Regions from separate parts of the Homo sapiens genome. Here regions 1 and 2 are each linked to region 3. Evidence: read pairs that join two places in POLR2A ChIA-PET (ENCODE). Cell type or tissue: HepG2. All regions are shown on one strand. Region 1 overlaps NOS1AP (nitric oxide synthase 1 adaptor protein). Region 2 overlaps NOS1AP (nitric oxide synthase 1 adaptor protein). Region 3 overlaps NOS1AP (nitric oxide synthase 1 adaptor protein).

Region 1 (2,500 bases), 52 kb after region 3:
ATCACTCCAGCCCATATTAATCTTGTTCATGAAATCTTGTTTCATGTATAGCCCGTAAGTCCTTGTTGTTCTTGGATTGAGTTTTATATTTCCAACCAGACTGTCAGCTTCTGGAGAGAAGTCATAATATCGTTGATTGTCCCTACCCATTATATGTCATGGTCTGGGGCCAGGTACATAATTGGCTCTAAATAAAAAGTAAGCCACTGTCAAAATGATTAAATAAATTAGACTATTGGACCAAAGGGGTAAAGGAGATGAAAAGGTTTTCGCTGATAGGACACAGTCTTTAGAGTTGGTTGTGTGAATGTGGGGGTTAAAGAACAGTTACCAGTGCCTCAGTGCTTTGTTAAGATTTGGGTTTTCTGTATCTATACACTCTCTTACCAGTTCTTGGTCTTGCCTTTCCCCCAGTCATGTTTGGAGGAAAATGTGGTAAAATGGAAATCTGTCAACTGCTTCTGGGTTGGAAGGCAACATACTTGATGACGATAAAGGAATTGGGAATGCCTAATGGTGACATTGGGGCTCACCATTTAGTGGGTTTTATTCACCAATGCTGTCTTCATTTCTTTGCTAGTTTGGTTGATACCACGCTCTTTCTGTATTAAGCTGTAATCTATTGATTCATACGTTTAACATTTTTGAGGCCAGATGTACAGCAGAGAACTCCGTATGTTGCGGGGATTTCAGAAGATGTGGTGTGCAGCACATAGTAGATGCTTTGTTAATGTTGGGAAGGATGCACACAAATATAAAACATGCCCTTCAGGAATGTGCAGTCTGCTCCAGGCTGCAGTGAAGTAGCAGGGTGAGGCTGGAATGAGTAGGGGCCAAAGGGCACCAGTTCTCAAGGGAGAGTCGTTGGGAAGCAGAAACAGGAAAGAGATGCTGGATGAGCTTCCCATTGCCACATGGACTGTGGAAGGCAGACTATAATAGAAATCAAAGTGCTTTGAAAAAATGCAGTGCAGTATTCTATTATAAATATTTAAATAATCATAAATTTTACAGATTGATATAGGGGTTGCTTGGGGGGAACAGACTGCCTGGCACTTGGCAGATGGTCAGTAAAACATTTATTGTGCGAACGAATCTAGAGTAGAGTAGGGCTGGAGGCCCCGCTATGGTTTTTGTCCCTCTTCTCTTTTTCATGCCCATTCCTTCTGCTGGTTCAGGCAGTAGCATTTCATTTTCCAGCTGTAACTAAATGAGAAATTACGAGGAGTGGTTCGAATAGAGTTTGTCGGTGGCTCTCCTTTTCTTCGCCCATTCCATTGTGAAGATGAGCCAGTAAGGCTCTGCATGGATATTTTCTGGCAAGGGCATCAAACACGTTTCTGAGGGCAGAGTCCATGTTGTTGAGTAATAATTAACTGCTAATGGCATTGTCTTGGGTGTTGCATAGTAAATAATCAAGAAATAGTCTCTTTTCAATGAGAGTTTGAAGGCCAATGCAAAGACCACACACGGGCAAGCCTGAAAGGTGCTGTTTTGACTAACCTTAATGGGAAACAAAGGGAAAATCTGGCTTGTTTTGTGTGGCCATGCTTAATTGCATGATGGTGTGTTTTTCCCTTGAATTTCCTCATGCCCCGTGGAGGGCACACGCATGATGGTGCTCTGCCGAGCCAGGATTATAGAACAGAGGTTCTTGGCAGCCGGGATGTACTGGCTGCTATGTTGTCTAGCGTGCTGGATCTTACTGGGAGCTTTCAGATCGGAGTCTCTGTGAAATGGAACAAGTGAACTGAGCCTAGTCTGTTCCTAAAAATAAGTCTCTAAGAAGCAAGTGAAGTGCTTTTCAGTGGGAAGCCTGTGGAGAAAGAGCCTGGAACACAGTCTGGAAGTAAGGCAATTCAGGGTTCCTTTACCCAACCCTTTTCAGGCTCAGGAGAGAGGAAGTGACTTGTCTCGGGTCACTTAGGGGCTAGGCCTCGCACCTGATCTGTTGTATTTCTCTGCCTGGGCTCTTTTCCACCACCAGGGGCCAACTGTCCAGAATGTCATTTTCCTGAGTGAGGAAGCAGAGATGCCTGGCTCTAGGGTGTGCGGCAGGGCTACAGGACTGAGAGTGTCCAACTCTCTTGGCCCTGCCGCACTATCCTCAGGTTAACTGGTGTTCCCCGCTGGCCTGCTGTTCAGGGCTCTGTGGGAGAGAGCTTTGCAGCACATGCAAAGGAGGTATGAGGAGGGCAGATGGCTCCACCAGCCTCGCCCAGAGTGTGTCTTCATCCTACCTGCCATGGGGCGAGTCATGGAGGCGTCATGGGCCCGGCCTGGCTGTAGGAGGGCCCTGGTACTGCCTCCTCAGGGTTTGACCTGGAAGGCGTTCTAGGAGCATGATGAGGGAGGGATGGGCACAGGGTGTAGGAGAGAGTGGGCTGGTGTGATGCTCGTTTAGGGGCTGGGAGGGAGCTAGGGGAGCCAGGGAGAGAATGACATTTTAATTACACAGTGAGTTGTCAGGACTATAATCTTCTCTGATGGCTCTTCTTAT
Region 2 (2,500 bases), 53 kb before region 3:
CTTTCCTATTATTTCTTTTTAATTAAAAAATTTCCCTAAGTTTCAGGCAGTTTTTAGGTTTATTTTTTCTTATATTTCTTCTAGTTTAGTTTTTATCTCTAAAATAGTTTTCTTTTTTTACTTTGCTTTCTTGAGTTTTGTCACTTTATTTCTGAATTTTTCTAATTCTAATTTATGTTGTTCTTTCATGCCTTGCATAATTTAAAGTATTTTTAGCTTATTTAAAAATATGTCTTTTTGGCATGCTTTCACTATCACATATTTCTAAGGATGTTATTTTGTTCCTTATTCTCTCTTTTTTTATAGAAATGTTTATGGATTTGACCTTGTTACTTTTCTGTTGTTAATTTTTATGTAAACTTAGTTTTCCTGAATTTTAAAAAGGAGGGTTGGTTTGGTAGTATTTCTAACTGCACAGAGAAATGGAGATTTAAAAATCTCTTGTTTTCATGGAGATTTAAAAAATGTGGTAGTTCTGTTTCCATCTCTCTCTTTTACCTGAGCCTTCTCTTTTCTTTGTCTCTGTTGCCTGTCCTGCTTCATTTTGATTCTGTTCCCAGCAGTTTCTCTTGGTGTGGAGTCCTGTCCTGGGCAATCAGTTTTGAGAGTTCCTAGTGGCTTGAGTGCTCCAGCCCTTCGAACCTCCTGTGGGTCCCCTGTTGTTCCAGGTTCAGCGGCAGTTCTCCAGTTTACCCTATTGGCTCTTTTGGGTTCAGGTTCATCATATGCCCCATTGCTTCCCTTTGATTGTTCCCACATAGACATCAATATCATACTGGCTATTGGTGATTTGTCTCCGATAACTTGTCACCAAATTTTGTTGAGTGTCATCCATGAGTTTTTAAATTTGCTATTTAGTTGCTCTGTTTATTTTTTGTAGAGACTGTGGAAGACTCAATAAATATATTGCCACCATTTTCCCAGAATTGGGATATTGCTTTTAATTTTCACTACAGTGTGGCAAGTTGCTGACTGAGATTTTAAGTTATTTTTCCCCCATGGAGCAGCAAAACATATAAAGATTTGAGAACATAGGATAAGGAATGAATAAATCCTGCTTATGTGTAATTACATTTGAGCAACATGTTGATGAACAGCTAAGGGAAGACAGAGATCACAAGTTTCCTCCTCCCACTCCTCAAAGAGAGAGGGCACTTTACACAGCCCAGGAGCATGTGGAGTGCTGTGCAGTCTTGCTGTGTTCTGGCTGTTTGCTCTAATTGATCTGTCAACCACTACGTGGGCATTAAGTAATTGGGATGTGACTTCACTGGGGCAAGGTGGGGTGGTCTGCAGAATATACAGGAAGAATCAAATATAGAATCACGGAGTGCTGGAGTTGGAAGGGACCTCAGAGATCACCTCTGAGATTAGGTCCTAAATCAGCTCTGTTATTTTGCAGATGAGGGGGACTGAAGTACAAAGAGATGAAAGTGACTAGTTCAAGGCTGTGGATCCAACAAAGGATGGGATTGGCATTGCAGCTTGTCCTGAACTCTCCCAGGCCACATTCCAGTCTCTCAAACCCCAGCTTCCCTGTTGAGTAATGAGTAAACAGACTATTGTAAAACGAAGAGGACTTTTATAGAGTAAATTGAAGGGTATTCATTCATTCTTTTGTTTTAGGAAGTTCAGTGTTTCAGCTAGTGGATTTTCTTAAGATACAGGCATGCAGAATTTGGTGTTTGTGTGGAATAATTGAGGGAGAGAACAGAGGAGGATTTCATCAGCACTATCACAGCTCTCCTGTGGCAGAATCAAGAGCACAACCAGAAGGCCTGGCTTCGTCAGTCCTGTTGAACTTTTCATGCCACCAAGTGGTAAATCTGGTGATTGTTGACATTTCCAAGAAAAGTGTTTCTCTGAAGGCTCCATGCTATTCACTGAATAAGAGTTTATGACTGACTTAATGAATTGACATTTTATTTATCTCAGTGCTTATTCTCTCTCAGTGGTCTTTTTGTTTCTTTGGGCAAGAAGATAGTAATTCAAATTTGCATACCCTTGCCTGGTACATGATTTATGCTCAATGTATATGCAGTGAATGAATCTGTTTGGAGAAATGGGACTAACATGTGAAAAGATGAACAAACTCACCTACTGTGTGTTGTTGAGTACTAAATTATATGCCACAGATCCTGAGAAGAAGATGCAGTGTGGGGAGGCTTCCTGATGAAATGGTAAGGAGGATTTACTCCTCCTGCATTCACCAGGCCAAGCCCTTATTCTTCTTTAGTACCATAAATGAGGGGATACGAGAAAAATGGCTCCTTTAAGCGGCAAGTGTTTGGCTGCTTCTTTTATTCTCATCTTGTACCTCCTTTACTCCTATCCTCTATTTTCTTTTGCAGTTTATCTAACACTTTAATTACTGTTTTGATCTTCAGATCCTTTGTTTGAGATAGTTTTTATTATTTCCATTTACAGGTAGGGAAGTTAAGTCTTAGTGGCTAAATGTTGTAACATCCCTTAGGTAGTGAAAGGCAGTTCCCAGTAGACC
Region 3 (2,500 bases):
ACCCTGACATGTAGGTAGTACAGATACTAGGTACATTTCATGAATGAAACAGAGGCTTGGTGAGTTTAAGTACTTAGAATTTAGGAGGTGTAGGATGTTGGTGCTGCGCAAAGCTGAGTGCTTTCGTTCTTCATGTGAAGAATAAGGGATCTCTCTCTATTGTCATCTGACAGCCTTCTCATTTCTTCAGTTTACTGTTCTCCAGTAGTTGGATGACCATTTCCCTCCTTCGGTGTCATGGCACCATTTTTATTTATGTGCCTTTAATTCCATTCCCAAAGTCATTCAGATGAACCAAATAGGGATCCCCGTCCATTCCTTGTAAGTCTTGGTGCCCCACCATTTTTCACTGATGTGTTTTTGACCTTCTGACCATTTGGGTGTCCATACACAGGCATCCTCATCTAGCTCAAGTTGAGTTTAATGTAGTGAACCAGCCCTTGCTGGGGCATTGGCTTATGTTCATCCTGATTACTTATTTCCTACTGAAGTATTAGCATGGTGGTACAGGGTAGGGAGTCCTACACTGGTTCTGATTCTGCCACTCACAAGCTACGTTTTCATTCTTTCTCTGAGCCTTGATTTTCCCTTCTATAAAGTGAAGGGTTAGATCAAATCACATTCGAGGTCACTTAAACTCTGTCATTGGATCTGACTTCCTTATTGGTTTTCTGGTGTTCTTTGTTCACCTATCCATTCCTGGTTTACCTGATACAGGTGATGATTTTAATGATCATACAGCCTTTGTTAGTGTATCCCTTTGCCTCACACCATGTGTTGGACTTTCTTTTCTTTTCTTTTCTTTTCCCTAGGAGAAAATAACCTGCTGGCCAAGTCAGCATCCCAGGTAGGCATGGCAGAAAGTGCTGCCGGCCCAGGGTACAGCCCGGCCTCTGCCTCACACCTGCCTCTGTGACACGAGCCAGAGATTTTAATCACCAAGCTGAAGCTTTTATTCAGGAGCTGATAGTTGAAAGGCCAGAACAGTTTCTCTGTCTTCCTGCTTTTTTTCTCTCCTCTTTGCTGTACCCCTCAGATCCTCATAATAGAAATAATCAGGCCAACCCATCTAAGCTTTTGCTAATGGAGACTAAAAGAACTGAAAGACACAGCCTCCCCATGGGCACGCTGGTTGGATCGTTCTGTCTTACCCTCTGTCCCTTTTAGAGAATTGCATGGCATTAGCATAAAGACAAGTCATCGCAATCATTTTGCACCCAGCCCCTTAATGTTGAGGAGCAGGAAGGATTCTGCTGTGATCTCCGGCACATTCATCGGCCCCTGCTGAGCTACTGATCAATAGTGACACAGTTGCATCAGATGGCCTTCAAATAGTGCTTCCTTTTTCAGATGGGCTGGGAGAGAGAGGAAGAAATATAAGTGCCTCATTCCTCTTAGACTACAAATAAATGAAGACGTGGTGTGCAGCTGCATTTCAAGCATTTTGGAAGCTTTTCTGGTGTATGTGAGGGGTGGGTGGGGGGGTTGGCACTGAGGCTTCTCTCTTGATTGCAGTTGAGAGCAAGGATGCTGCTAAATGTCCACATGGGCGCTTTGAGTCCCTATCCCCACGTCCCTTACACCCTAGCACCTGGAGAGCCCCGAGCAAGCCTCACAAGTGGGGAGTGGGATACCCTGACGCAACTTTTCTCTTTTTCCTCCCCTCCCCCAGAGTATTTAGTAGGAGGTCACTGGCTGAGTGTGTGCCCCGGAATCTGGGGCCGCTCCTGCTGCTGCAGTTAATGCTGCTTTGTTCCATGCTAAATGAGGCGAGAACTTTCACCCTGGTCACATTCATAATCCCGCTCAGCAGGACGCTCAGCTGTGCACAAGAGCAGTTTCTGCAGGCAGGGAAGGGCTTTCCCTTTGGACAGTCCTTTGGAAAGCTCCTTTGGTTCTCTGTTTCTGGAAGCTATCAGTACAGAGGATAGGTTCAGGGACTAACTCAGATGGGCAATCTCAGCTGGGGGTTTCTAGGCACGACCAGGGTATCAGATTTCTTTATGCTTTTGTGTGTTTTGGAGAGAGGACACAGTATGACCAGGAGACCAGCGGGATATGAGGAGGTAGACAGGGAGACCAGACTGCATTTGGGACCCCCAAGGGAGAGAGTTTGGAAGAATGCAGGGGTCCTAGACTAGAAGCCAGGAGCTTGAGGGAGACTGAGCCCCTTCTCTGCCATCTGCTAACTGCTTTGGGCCTCACTGTCCTCTGTAAAAGAAGGGAGTTACCCCTGAAACTCACATGTTGTATCCTGTGTGCTGAGGCTGTAGAACTGAGCAGCTTCAGAAAGGAGATGAGAGCTGGGAGTGCAGCAGAGGCAGGGACCTTTACGTTATGCCTATTTCTGGGGGCCCTGTCCTTTCCTGCGGCCTTGCCTGCGCTAGCTAGTCACTGGGGCTTTTACAGACCCATAGCAGAAGATTCTGCTAGCCTCTTCTGAAGCATGTTTTCTTGTTCTTAATGATAGTTAACTTGGCTGGTCATAAATCCTAAATCT

What was found. Peaks named below come from ENCODE experiments on the same cell type or tissue, not always from the same donor. Only the 100,000 strongest peaks of a DNase experiment are listed, where the experiment ranks them.
Region 1: POLR2A ChIA-PET joins it to region 3 with 13 read pairs; 4 of 35 experiments call an interaction of 5 or more read pairs at or near these places.
Region 2: POLR2A ChIA-PET joins it to region 3 with 12 read pairs; 5 of 35 experiments call an interaction of 5 or more read pairs at or near these places.

Annotation. Positions count from the first base shown.
Region 1 is chr1:162,195,764-162,198,263 of GRCh38, forward strand. All of the region lies in intron 2 of NOS1AP (nitric oxide synthase 1 adaptor protein), which reads left to right. Among named protein-coding and RNA genes, the nearest start is that of MIR4654, 40 kb to the left of the region's middle. RefSeq lists an enhancer at 2,280-2,500. In HepG2, a CTCF peak has its summit at 1,983 (motif pointing right); DNase peaks (open chromatin) are centred at 828, 1,368 and 1,968; H3K4me3 peaks cover 1,235 bases.
Region 2 is chr1:162,090,622-162,093,121 of GRCh38, forward strand. The region is part of intron 1 of NOS1AP (nitric oxide synthase 1 adaptor protein); the gene reads left to right. Among named protein-coding and RNA genes, the nearest start is that of NOS1AP, 22 kb to the left of the region's middle. RefSeq lists enhancers at 772-1,367, 1,368-1,962. In HepG2, a CTCF peak has its summit at 1,784; a DNase peak (open chromatin) is centred at 1,470; H3K4me3 peaks cover 1,387 bases.
Region 3 is chr1:162,143,786-162,146,285 of GRCh38, forward strand. The region is part of intron 1 of NOS1AP (nitric oxide synthase 1 adaptor protein); the gene reads left to right. All of the region lies in intron 3 of LOC105371475 (a long non-coding RNA gene), which reads right to left. Among named protein-coding and RNA genes, the nearest start is that of MIR4654, 12 kb to the right of the region's middle. RefSeq lists enhancers at 1,070-1,784, 1,174-1,468. In HepG2, no CTCF peak of the experiment used is centred here; DNase peaks (open chromatin) are centred at 1,276 and 1,806; H3K4me3 peaks cover 850 bases.